2 separate regions of the Mus musculus genome follow, and region 2 is linked to region 1. The links are chromatin loops, found by intact Hi-C in ENCODE. Cell type or tissue: left cerebral cortex. All regions are shown on one strand. Each heading gives the region's core, and the rest is flanking DNA. Links, peaks and the distances in the headings are about the cores only. Region 1 holds the start of Ankrd28 (ankyrin repeat domain 28). Region 2 has its middle 12 kb from the start of Gm41125.

Region 1 (5,380 bases), core at 159-5,158:
TGCTTTTAAATCCTAGAACTTTAACCCAGAGGAGAGCATGCTGAGGCTGTGTGTTTGTTCAGTCGTATTAATTGCTGAGTCAACATCCAGTGTTAAACAGGCATACATGTAGAAGAGAGTAAATCTTTCATCCTCGAGGAAGGCAAAACTCGATTGGCTGTAGCACATGGACAATTATAATCACAAAATATTTTAGTAATGTTGTCATAACACCTTTGTTTTGGAGAAGTCAAAGTCTTTCATACTGCTAATTCATTCACCTTCAGTGCACTGATAAAGAGACATGGGGTGACAGAATTCTCATTTCATCGGCCAGAGTTGATGCAGAAAGAAATTAGGCACTGAAGAAAATGCAAAGCAAGAATCATTTTTTTTTTTCTGGCTAAGCCTCTTCCATCAGTTATGAGAATTCCTCCATTTTAAAGTAGCAAATACCAACCATGGTAAAAATGTAATTTTAGAAAAGCAATTGTTTCAGCAGAATTATGGCATAGTTATGTTAAGAGATATCAGAAGGCTCTTAGTGCATTTGATCTTGCACTTTGATATTTTCTGTTCTTATGGGGCTAAAGAGTTGTTTTTAATAATAGCATTATAATAAACTGACAGTCCTGGCACTGATCCCCATTTTTCTAGACTGCCATTAGGCTCAAATCGATTCTCTAAATAAAGTCTGTCCCAAGAGACACACCAATGCAGGGAAAAGATGAGGTTTGGTTTTGTTTTTTAAACCAACCCGATATCTCACGTTTGTGTTCTAACCATCTGTACCTTTTATTAATCAGGGGCTGGAGCCGCCCAGGCTGACAGACACAGGAGAACAACAATCTTCTCCCACACAAGCCTGGAATGGTAACAGTGTGCGGCTGCCTAAGAAAGAAAAGCCTTTTCTGAGCTGTGGGTTGGCGTGGGTGTGTGTGCCAGGGCGAGGGAGTCATTCCTCTTCTCCATCCAAGGATGCTATTTATTGAAAATCCTGCACATCTTTTTGAAAAAATTGATTTCTTTCAAGTGGGAGGCAAAAACCCTTTTGATGATAAAGAAGAAAGGGGGAAAAAAAACACATGCAAGATTGAAAGGGGCGCTTTGGAGAGAAATGTTCCGCGGTCACAACCTGTTCAGGCTATGAAGACCACACCCTTCAGTCTCGCGTGCCAGCAGTCCCCCGGTGACCACGTCTCCCCCAAAGCCCGCGGAGACATTCTCACTCTCGCTCCACGTGCGAGTCCGGTTCCCCGCTGCCCTCGCTACTCTGTTGAAAGCAGCATCGGCCCGGAGGTCTCCCTGGCTCGCACCGGCTCCGGCTGCCTTCTCCGCACCTGACTGAGCTGAGCTTGTGCACGCCACCTCCACGTGCCATCCCGGGCCGTTACCCGGTACCCAGTTTCCGTCCCTCCCCACCTCCAGTCCGGGCTCCGCCCACCGCGCCCGGGGCGCGCGCCCAGACGCCCCGCCACCTGGCCCGCCCGCTCCGCGCGCCGCCGCTTCCTGTGCCCCGCCCCTCCCTCCGCGGAGAGGCGGAGCCCGGGAGCGAGCGAGCGCGGTGGCGTGGCCAATGGGCGCTCGGCTTACTCTGGCCTCTCCCCCGCGCGGCCGCCAATCGCGGCGGGCGGTGGTGGTAATATTGTGGAGTGGAGTTTGGATGCCGCCGCGGCCGCGGGCTGGAGCGGCGCGGCGGCGGGGGCTGCTGGGGTATTTCGGGAAGGGGGTGTGAGGCGGCGGCGAAGGCGGCGGCTGCGTGTGGGAGGTGGCTGAGAGCTAGAGGGAGAGAGCGAGAGAAAGGACGGAAGAAAGAGGGCGGGAGTCCTTGGAGGAGGCGGGACCGGCGGGGCTCTTCGCGGCGGCGGCGGCGGCGGGCGGCCGGGGAGGCGGCGCCGCCCCCTGCCCGCGCTCTCTTCAACGTAGCCGGCCACCTACCCGCCGGGCGCGGGTAGTGGCCGAACAGCGGCGACCGCCATGGCGTTCCTCAAACTCCGCGACCAGGTAGGTGAGGGGCGGCGGGGCGGGATCGCGCCACCGAGGAGTCGGAGGAGGGTGGACCAGCGGCGTGGGCCGCCCGGGCGCCCTGTCGGCGCGGTGGCAGCGAGGGAAGAGGGTGTCCCGGGTCGGCAGCCGTGCGGGCCGTCCGCCTGTCAGTGCAGCCCCAGCTCCGAGAAACCCACGTGCCGCCGGGGGATCGCGGCCGCCGCCACAGGGGCGGGTTCTGCGCTCGCCGCCCTCGCGTCCGGCGCGCTGCCGGGTAGGCGCCTCCTCTTTCCTGCCAGGTGAGGCTCGGGCCTAACAGGTGGCTTTGCGGTGCGGAGTCGGAGCGGGGCAGGCGGCGGCCGTGACCTGGGGTCACGACCTTGCCCTCGGGTTCGCTTCGCGGGGCGGTTCACGGTCCACCGCACCGTCTCTGCGGAGAGGTAGTGGCGGTCGAAAGCAAACCCACCGGTGCCGATGGATTCTGCTGGGGACTGGTTGTTACGGTGCATATTCCCAGGCTGGTTTTCTCTTGGCATATTCTGCACCATCTTGGTTTAGTTTTCCTGACTTAGGAAGAGCTTGTCAAAGAACACCTGAAGTGCTCAGAAGACTGCAGTACACTGTGGGCTGGGAAAAATAACTCTGTATCTACCAATGAAATCGCAACTATGTCTGAATGAACGCTTGTTACCCTTTTAAAAAGGCGAGAAGGTGAATTACCAGACGCTCCCCAGTGTTTGTCTCTTTTAAAGAAAAGGGAAAGTAACGAGTGGATTTTACGGAGTCGCGGGAACCTATTAATGCTTGAGTACCCCTTTTGCCATTGTTTTTCTGAATAGGAGATACTGAACAGATTTGAAGGGAAACCAATCAGAAAGTGGGCACAAGCTTAACAAAAACGATAGGGAAAAACTTAATGTTTTATGTCATTTTCTACCAATTAAAACTTAAGTTCTGAGTCTAGCTAATGTCAATTCTCACTTAAAAAGTGAATATTCTACTTAGGCTGAATGCTGACTTTTAGTATCATTTGGTATCAGCAGAATTTTAGCTGATATTAACAATAGGGCATGATACTTTGAAAAACTCTGGTTGATAAGTTTGTATTTCAAAATCTGTGAATAACTTTACTGTTCAACATGTTCCATTAGCTACACATAGAATCTTTGAGTTGATTAAAATTAAGAAAGCACAGTTTCTCAGTTGTGCTAGTCAAAAGCACACTTTTCAAAAGTGCTCACCAGCCACAGGTAGCAAAACCTTTCATTGCACAAAGTTGTCAGGAAAAAACAAAAAAATCTGTTAATAACAAGCAGAGTTCAAGCCCAGATCATCTAATTCATATGTAGTTAATACCATGAAACTCAAGATCTAGATTTTCAGCTAATCTTTATTACTCTAGTAACTCTTTGTACCTGAATATTTGGTTGTAATCCTTCACTTTTGGAAATGTATTTTGTGATTTGGTCATTGTGTGTGTTAGGGATTTGGTAGACTGTTAGAAGATCTTACTTTATAAAAAAAAATGAATAAATAATAAAAATCTATTGGCATCTGTGCATTTGAGTGTTTAGTAACTACAGTTTTGAAGCAGTCGTAACACTGATTCAGTTTTGTGTAATATTCTTTAACACTCAGTGGTGATATTGATTTTTAAAATGTTACCTGTAAACTTGAGAATCCGTGATGAGTAAGTTAATGAGATGGCATTGCTGGGGAAGACTTACTGTATTACAAAATAATTGGCTCATCTAGTTCTTTTGAAAGACAACTGAGTTTTTCTTAATTTAAAGGGAATTGCACTTGTTTTTAGAAATCAGTTTATTGATATGTTTCAAGACATTAGAAGTGATGATAGAAACGAAGTGGGATTCAATAGTTTAGTGTTTTCCATTTCTAGGGAAAGCATATTAGCTAGACAAAGTAGTTTTTGGAGGAAAGGTGAGAAGACCTGTATATGTACACAGGATTTTAAATCTGGAAGGTAGTTGATACCGCTTTTAACGCAACAGCTTTATATACATTCCAGTTAGGAAGTAGTATAATTTTTTTAACCTTGCAAAGAATAGAAGGAAGCTAGACATGAGTAAGGATTTTCTTCAACATTTAAGTATGAGAATGGTTCTACATGGTAAAGATATAAAGTCAGAGATGAGGAAATGACATAATCAGTAAAGAGCTTACTGTCAGCATGAGGATCTGAGTTTGATTCCTGAAACTCAGTAAAAACCTGGGGCACAATGGCACATGCTTGGGATCTCTGCACGGGGAGGCAGAGGCAGGAGAATCCCTGGGGCTTCCTAACTTGCCAGCCTAGCCTGCTTTACTCCTGAGGAATAACACTGGACATTGACTTCCGGCCTCCACATACACATATGCAACCACAGGAACACACACACATACACACACACACAAGATACACAGGGAAGACAAATATAAAATCAGTAAGCAAATAAGGAAATTGTCCTCATTCATTCTGTAATCAGAATAGGACAGCATTTACTTTGTGGCAGCATGTAATTCAGCGAATAAGAAAGAATTACTGTATTACTTTCTGCCTATGGGTGGATGAAAATATTTTTTAAATTGTTAGTAAAATGAAGCTTGTTTTCTGTTGATAACAGTAGACATGAACTTTTTTCCTGAATTACTTCACTTTGGCTTGTGTAACAGTGGCAGAATTTTCTCTCCTGAGGTTATCACGGTCTATTTTATCTCCTTAGGTGATGAAAATTACTCATATATGGTTACATTTTAAATCATAAACATTATGTTCTATTAAGAAAGATTGTTGGTCTTTGTTTAGGTTCCCCATTTCAGAAGCTAAGTAGCAACTGACACTTACTTCAGTATATAGAAAATGATGGGGAGTGGTGGAGAGGGGGACCTTAATGTCAGACTTGTTAGTAGCTGCTCAGCCCCAAGCCTTTGTTGTGCAGGTATGTCTAGTATTTCTGGAATTCCTTTTTCCTTTAGGATACCAGAAGTCCACATTGCTAGGGAAAAAATCTATTTTTGTTAGTAAACTGGTGACTACCAGTAACAACAGTGAATACTCAGGTTATAAAAGAGAACTACTATAAAACTAGTTTCTAACTTCTAATTCAGAGGAGTTGGAGAAAAACTCCAGAAATGGTACTCATTAAACTGAGAATTCTTTAACAGAAAGGGGCCACAGTGGTCGCCCTCTTCTCCCCCTCCATTCCCCCTTCCCTTCTCCCCCTTCCCCCTCCTCCCTCCTTCCTTTTCTCCTCTACTCTGCACAAGTGTGCGTGCTCCTCTGTGTGTGTGTGTGTGTGTGTGTGTGTGTGTGTGTGTGTGTGTGTGTGTGTTTTGCATAGCCAGGGATTGGATCTGGGACCTCTACACTACCAACCTGGTCATAAACCTTTTTAAAAATTGAGCTAGAATATGT
Region 2 (5,380 bases), core at 109-5,108, 130 kb before region 1:
CCCATTTTTCCACAGCATCTTTTGGGTTTTGGAGCCTGGTGTTGTAAAGGCTCAAAGCTGGACTTTCTCTCATACAGCCACAGTCTCTTTGCCCACCAGGAGGACACCGGAAGTGACTGCAAGCAGCGTATCAAGTTAGGTCAGGTGGGTGGGTACACGCGTGGACCCAAATGAGCTTGCCTGTATTGTTCACACTTCCGGTAGGTGCATACACGTGTGGACCCGCATGAGCTTTCCAGTACTGTTCACACTTCCGGTAGGTGGGTACACACGTGGACCCGCATGAGCTTTCCTGGATTTGTTCATACTTCCAGCTGCTCCACCAGCACCCTGCTTGAGAGAATGGGCCTCCCTGCCTTTGGTCTATAAAGAGTCTTGACCAAGAGTGCCAAGAAAGTGTGGCCTCACCTCAGAGTAACGGGAAGCTCAGAAGCTGGGTCAGAGAGTGAGCCATTGCTGGGAATCGGATTCATCGGGCCTCTGTGCTCCAGAGGAAGGAAGGAAGGAGGTCAGATGCTGGAGGCCTTTCCCAAGGCTGCCCAGGCTCTGGGAGTTTCTCCTCACGTGGCTCTGATTTCCAGGCTCAGATTCAAAACTGGCTTGGCAAATGTCTTCTAGCTCACACCCTGATCTAATATAAGAGTAGCACAGTTGGGGCTGGAGAGATGGCTCAGTGGTTACCAGCACCATTGCTCTTTCAGAGGACCAGTGTTCAATTCCCACCACCCACATGGCAGTTCTCAACTCTCTGTAACTCCAATTCCAGGGGATCCAACACCCACACACAGACATACATGCAAGCAAAACACCGATGCACATAAAATAGAAATAAATAAATCATTTTTTAAAAAGTAACACAAGAATGAGAAAAGAAAAGACACTAAAAAGGACTGTGAATAAAACCTGCGTGGAGATAAGTTCTGAGTGGAAGAGTCTCTGAATCAGTGCACAGCTAAGAAATCCACAGAGTCCCCAGGACTGGCATAGAGGCCAGGAGCCTTTAGAATGAAAAGCATGCTAACTTATACTGCGGTGGGGCGTTGGTCTTAAAGCAGGAGTCATCCGCCCCCCCCCCCCCAAATCCCTGGGAACCTCTGAGAGTCTTAGCTTTTCAAGGCTAGCTCTGTGCCTCCCACAGAAGGTTCCTATGCTGTGCTAAGAAGTTTACAGACCTTCTACTGTGGGCTAGCACTTTCCATGGTGAGCTGAGATAAAGATGAAGAATATAAGATAAAATTATTATCCATATTCCCTTTAAAGCCCTTTAAATTAGTCTGGAAAGATAATTTAGCTGCTATGGTGCTGGTCATGTGAGTGTGAGCATCTATATTTAAAAACTGGGCATGGTGGCTTGAGACAGTCTTCGTTCCTCTCCCTCCTGGTCCTCTCAGGTGTACTGCCTGACAGCTCATCCGCCTGCCTGCAGCATCTCCTCTACCTGGAAATTTCCCAGGGGCCATTTACAACAAACAAGATCCAAGTTCATATGATCACTCTCCGGTGTCCAGTCATATCCACGTATTGTTTTAATAAACAAATATTGAAAAACATATTCTGGACCTGCTTGTATTATACACATACAGAACCTGTGCAAACTGAGCAGACTTAGCAAGAACAACAAAAACCCACCCCCCTCAAGCCCTCACAGGCCGCAGACAACACTAAATCCACATCCACCCGACAGCATTGGTGATAGAGTCAGTGAACGGATGCCTCTCCTGGCCTGGGATGTGACCGTGTCCTCAGTGGGTCTCACATCGTACAAAAGGCTCTCAAAATACAGTGCATTTCTGTGCTTCTGGGTAATTTGAAGGACTTTTTATTGTGTGTGTCCATGTGCATGTGTATGTTTCTGTGCATACAAGTGCATTTACTCATGTGTGAGCATGTATGAAGACCAGAGGTCAACCTCAAGTGTCGTTCCTCAGTTATTCTCTCTCTCTCTCTCTCCCTCTCTCTCTCTCTCTCTGTGTGAGCATACACATACTCTCTCTCTCTCTTTTGAGACAGAATCTCACTATGAACCTTTGGCTGCCCTAGAACTTGCGGCATACACCAGGCTGGCCTTGAACTCTCCACCTTGTGTTTTGAGACAGGGTCTCCCACTGGCCTTCTGCTCACAAAGTAGACTAGGCTGTTTGGCTATCAAGGCCCATGGATCCCCTGTCACCACCTCCCTGGCACTGCCATACGTTCATGCCCACCGACCAAGAGGGCTACACCAGCTTTCAGCTTGCTCTCAAGCTAGGACACGGGGGTGGGGCTGTTGTTATTTAGCTCTCTGATTCGGATCTAGCTTTTGCAGTTCCCTGGGCATTTTTCATTTTCTGGCTGTTTGTGTGCTCCACTGCCTACAGTTCTCAAAGCACTCCCAGGAGACAAAGGACATCATGCCACCCATTTGTCAGATTTGGAAACTAACACTTTTCAGATTCGAAGTCTTATCTGAGATCAGACACGCTGGGTAATAGAGAGAGCTGGAGGCAGAACCCAAACTTTTCAACTTGAATTCTAAATTCAAAATATTCAAATGTTTCAATTTATTAAAATGTTGAATACCATCGTGCTTTCTTGGAAGGGTTTGCTTAAAATCATTGTCTGAAACTGAGGCTCATGTGACCAGTAGACTTCCCTTTCAGACCTAAAATAATCTTGCAATCCACAGCCTACAGTTCTAGAGGGATAGAATTGACTAGACTCTGTTCTTCTGTTGCCCTCTGGTGGCCACTGCACAAATAACACATCACAGAGTCGCAGGGCAAAGTCAAATGCGGCTCTCTGGATGTGAAACTGAGAATGGCAGCCGGTGATGGCTGGACAGCCTGAGCTACATAGTGAGACCCATGTCAAAAAAAAAAGTTATTTTAAAAATAAAGCCAGAAGATAAAGCAGGACCCTCAAGGGTCATAGATAATTAAATGGTAGGTGACTACAAAATCCCGGGAACAACATCTAACAGGCATATGTAGAAAATGCACACAGCCCAGGTGTCTTGCTCTCTCTCATCAGGAGAAAGGGCCCAAATTGAGCTCTGAAGGGCAAGCCAGGCTATGTGTGTGTGTGTGTGTGTGTGTGTGTGTGTGTGTGTGTGCACGTGCGCACGCAGAGGTTAGGAATTCAGGGACCTGTCAAAACGCATGGTGACTGCACCGGAATTCTGAACATAAGACTTGAGGGGAAGGGGTAGGGGAGGCTAAAATCCAAATGTCCAAATGTGGTTGGATCTGATAAGAAAAGGATTTTGTGTCACAGATGCATTTAAGATTGTCCCTAAGCTAATATTACCAAATTTTAAAGGATGTTATCAATAAAAATATTTAACTATCCATCCTTTATGTTTATTTATATATTTTATTTTTATATATTTTATTTTGTGTCTGTGGTATGTATGTGTGTATGTGTGTGTGTAATGTGTATATATGTGTGTGTTTGTGTGTATAAATGTGTGTGAGTGTGTGTGCATGTATGAGTGTGTGTGGTGTATGTGTGTGTGTGGACATGTGTGTAATGTGTGTATATGTGTGTGTGTTTGTGTGTGTGTGTGCATGTATGAGTGTGTGTGTGTACATGTGTGTAATGTGTGTGTGTAGCTCAGAAGACAGTTTCTGTGAGTAGTTCTCTTTCCACGCCACACAGGCTGGACATCAGGCACCTTTGCCAGCTGAACCATCTTGATGGCCTAGGCACCACTTCTTGAAGGTTCTGCCTCCAAGAGATATCAGCACGCTGAGTGCTAAGCTCCCAGCAGCTGCACCTCTGGAGGACACACTTACACCAGACTCTTCCCGGCAACACTTAGCATCTCAGCACTTGGAGGAGGACTACAAGTTCCTGGCCTGTGCTATTCACCCACACGCGACTGCCTTACTTGGGAGTCAGCTAACAGCTGCCATGACTCCTGCTGCCAACTAGCTGTTTCTGTAAAATAATTAGAAGGCTTTATCTTTTCATACTGGAGACAAGTCAGTTTATTTTAGAAGATTCTCACAAGGTGCCCTACTTTGGTTTCTATGTTGTGATAAAACACTGAGCAAAACCAACTTGGGGGGGGGGGCTTATTCCACTTATAGGTTACAGCCCACTAAGGACCTTGAAGCAGAAACCATGGAGGAATAAACATTGTTTACTGACTTGCCTCTAGTTCATGGTAGCCCAGGCCCACCTAGGGATGTCACCATGGGCTGGGCCCTCTTACATCAATTAGTAATTAAGAGAATGCATCATGGGCCAATCTAATGGAGGCGATCTGTCAGTTGAGTTTCCCTCTTGCCAAGTGACTATTATGTTTGTGTCAAGGTAACAGATGAAGCTAACGGTGACATAAAGTCAGAATCTCCAGCTTTGGAAACCACAGGCTCTGGGTTTTACATCAGCCTCAGCCTCAGCCTCAGCCTCAGCCTCAGCCTCAGCCTCAGCCTCAGCCTCAGCCTCAGCCTCAGATCACCTACCTGCTTTCCACATCCTCTCCCCAAAGCTTGAGTTTCTTTAAAGGCCTCCCACTCCGTTGCAACATAACCTTGCTTTGAAAGGGCAAGCCTTTGTCTTTTAGATGTCTTTGACTGACCTCCCTTTTATCAGGATAAAGGTGAACAAACTTGAAATACTGTCCGCTTACGAAGGGAAAGTACATAATCACTCTCGCATTTACCACGAGGAAATCCTTTCACCTCTGTTAGCACTGACTGTGAGACACCATGTATTCTTCAGCCCATTTCTTCTTCTTTTCTTCCAAAATTGAGCATGGGGCCTTGAACATGCACCACTGAGCCACACTGCCAGCTCACTTCTTCTCATTTTGAGCCAGAGTCTGGGAAACTGCTTTGGTTGGCCTTGAACTCTCTTGAGTAGGGGTTGCAAGCCCACACTCTCTATATACCTGGTTTACTTCTCCTACTTGTTTATAGAAACTACTAGGTGATTTCTTCTCCTTCTCCTTCTCCTTCTCCTTCTCCTTCTCCTTCTCCTTCTCCTTCTCCTTCTCCTTCTCCTTCTTCCTCTTCTTCTTCTTCCTCTCCTCCCCCTTCCTCCTCCTCCTTCCTCCTCTTCCTCTCCTTCTCCTCCTCCTCCTCCTCCTCCTTCCCCTCCCCTCCCCACTCCCCCTCCCCCTCCCCCCCTTCTGTTGAAACACACACACATTCAGAAAATGAGAGACAGGGAAAGGGAGGAAGAGACATGAAGCCTGCTCACATGCTCCTAGGCCAATGCTTAGCAACCAGCTCCCTCAAAAGAGCAGAACCTGAGGCTGGAGAAATGGTACCGTGGTTAAGAGCACTGCAAAGGTCATGGGTTCAGTTCCCAGCATCCACAGGACAACTCACAACCACTTATAACTCCAGTTATATGGGATCCGATGCCTTCTTTGGCCCTCTTGGCCCTCTTG

Evidence for each region. Hi-C counts contacts between places; a loop is a spot of excess contacts. Peaks named below come from ENCODE experiments on the same cell type or tissue, not always from the same donor. Only the 100,000 strongest peaks of a DNase experiment are listed, where the experiment ranks them.
Region 2: it touches region 1 in a loop (2.8-fold over the local background); 2 of 42 quality-filtered maps call a loop at or near these places.

What each region holds. Positions count from the first base shown.
Region 1 is chr14:31,826,930-31,832,309 of GRCm38, reverse strand. Ankrd28 (ankyrin repeat domain 28) reads left to right here and starts at 1,895. Exons shown (of 28, transcript NM_001024604.2): 1 at 1,895-1,983. The coding sequence starts at 1,957. In left cerebral cortex, for the core only: no CTCF peak of the experiment used is centred there; DNase peaks (open chromatin) are centred at 180, 883, 1,510 and 2,209; H3K4me3 peaks cover 2,891 bases; H3K27ac peaks cover 2,320 bases.
Region 2 is chr14:31,952,451-31,957,830 of GRCm38, reverse strand. No RefSeq gene overlaps it. Among named protein-coding and RNA genes, the nearest start is that of Gm41125, 12 kb to the right of the region's middle. In left cerebral cortex, for the core only: a CTCF peak has its summit at 2,715 (motif pointing left); DNase peaks (open chromatin) are centred at 526, 2,723 and 3,847.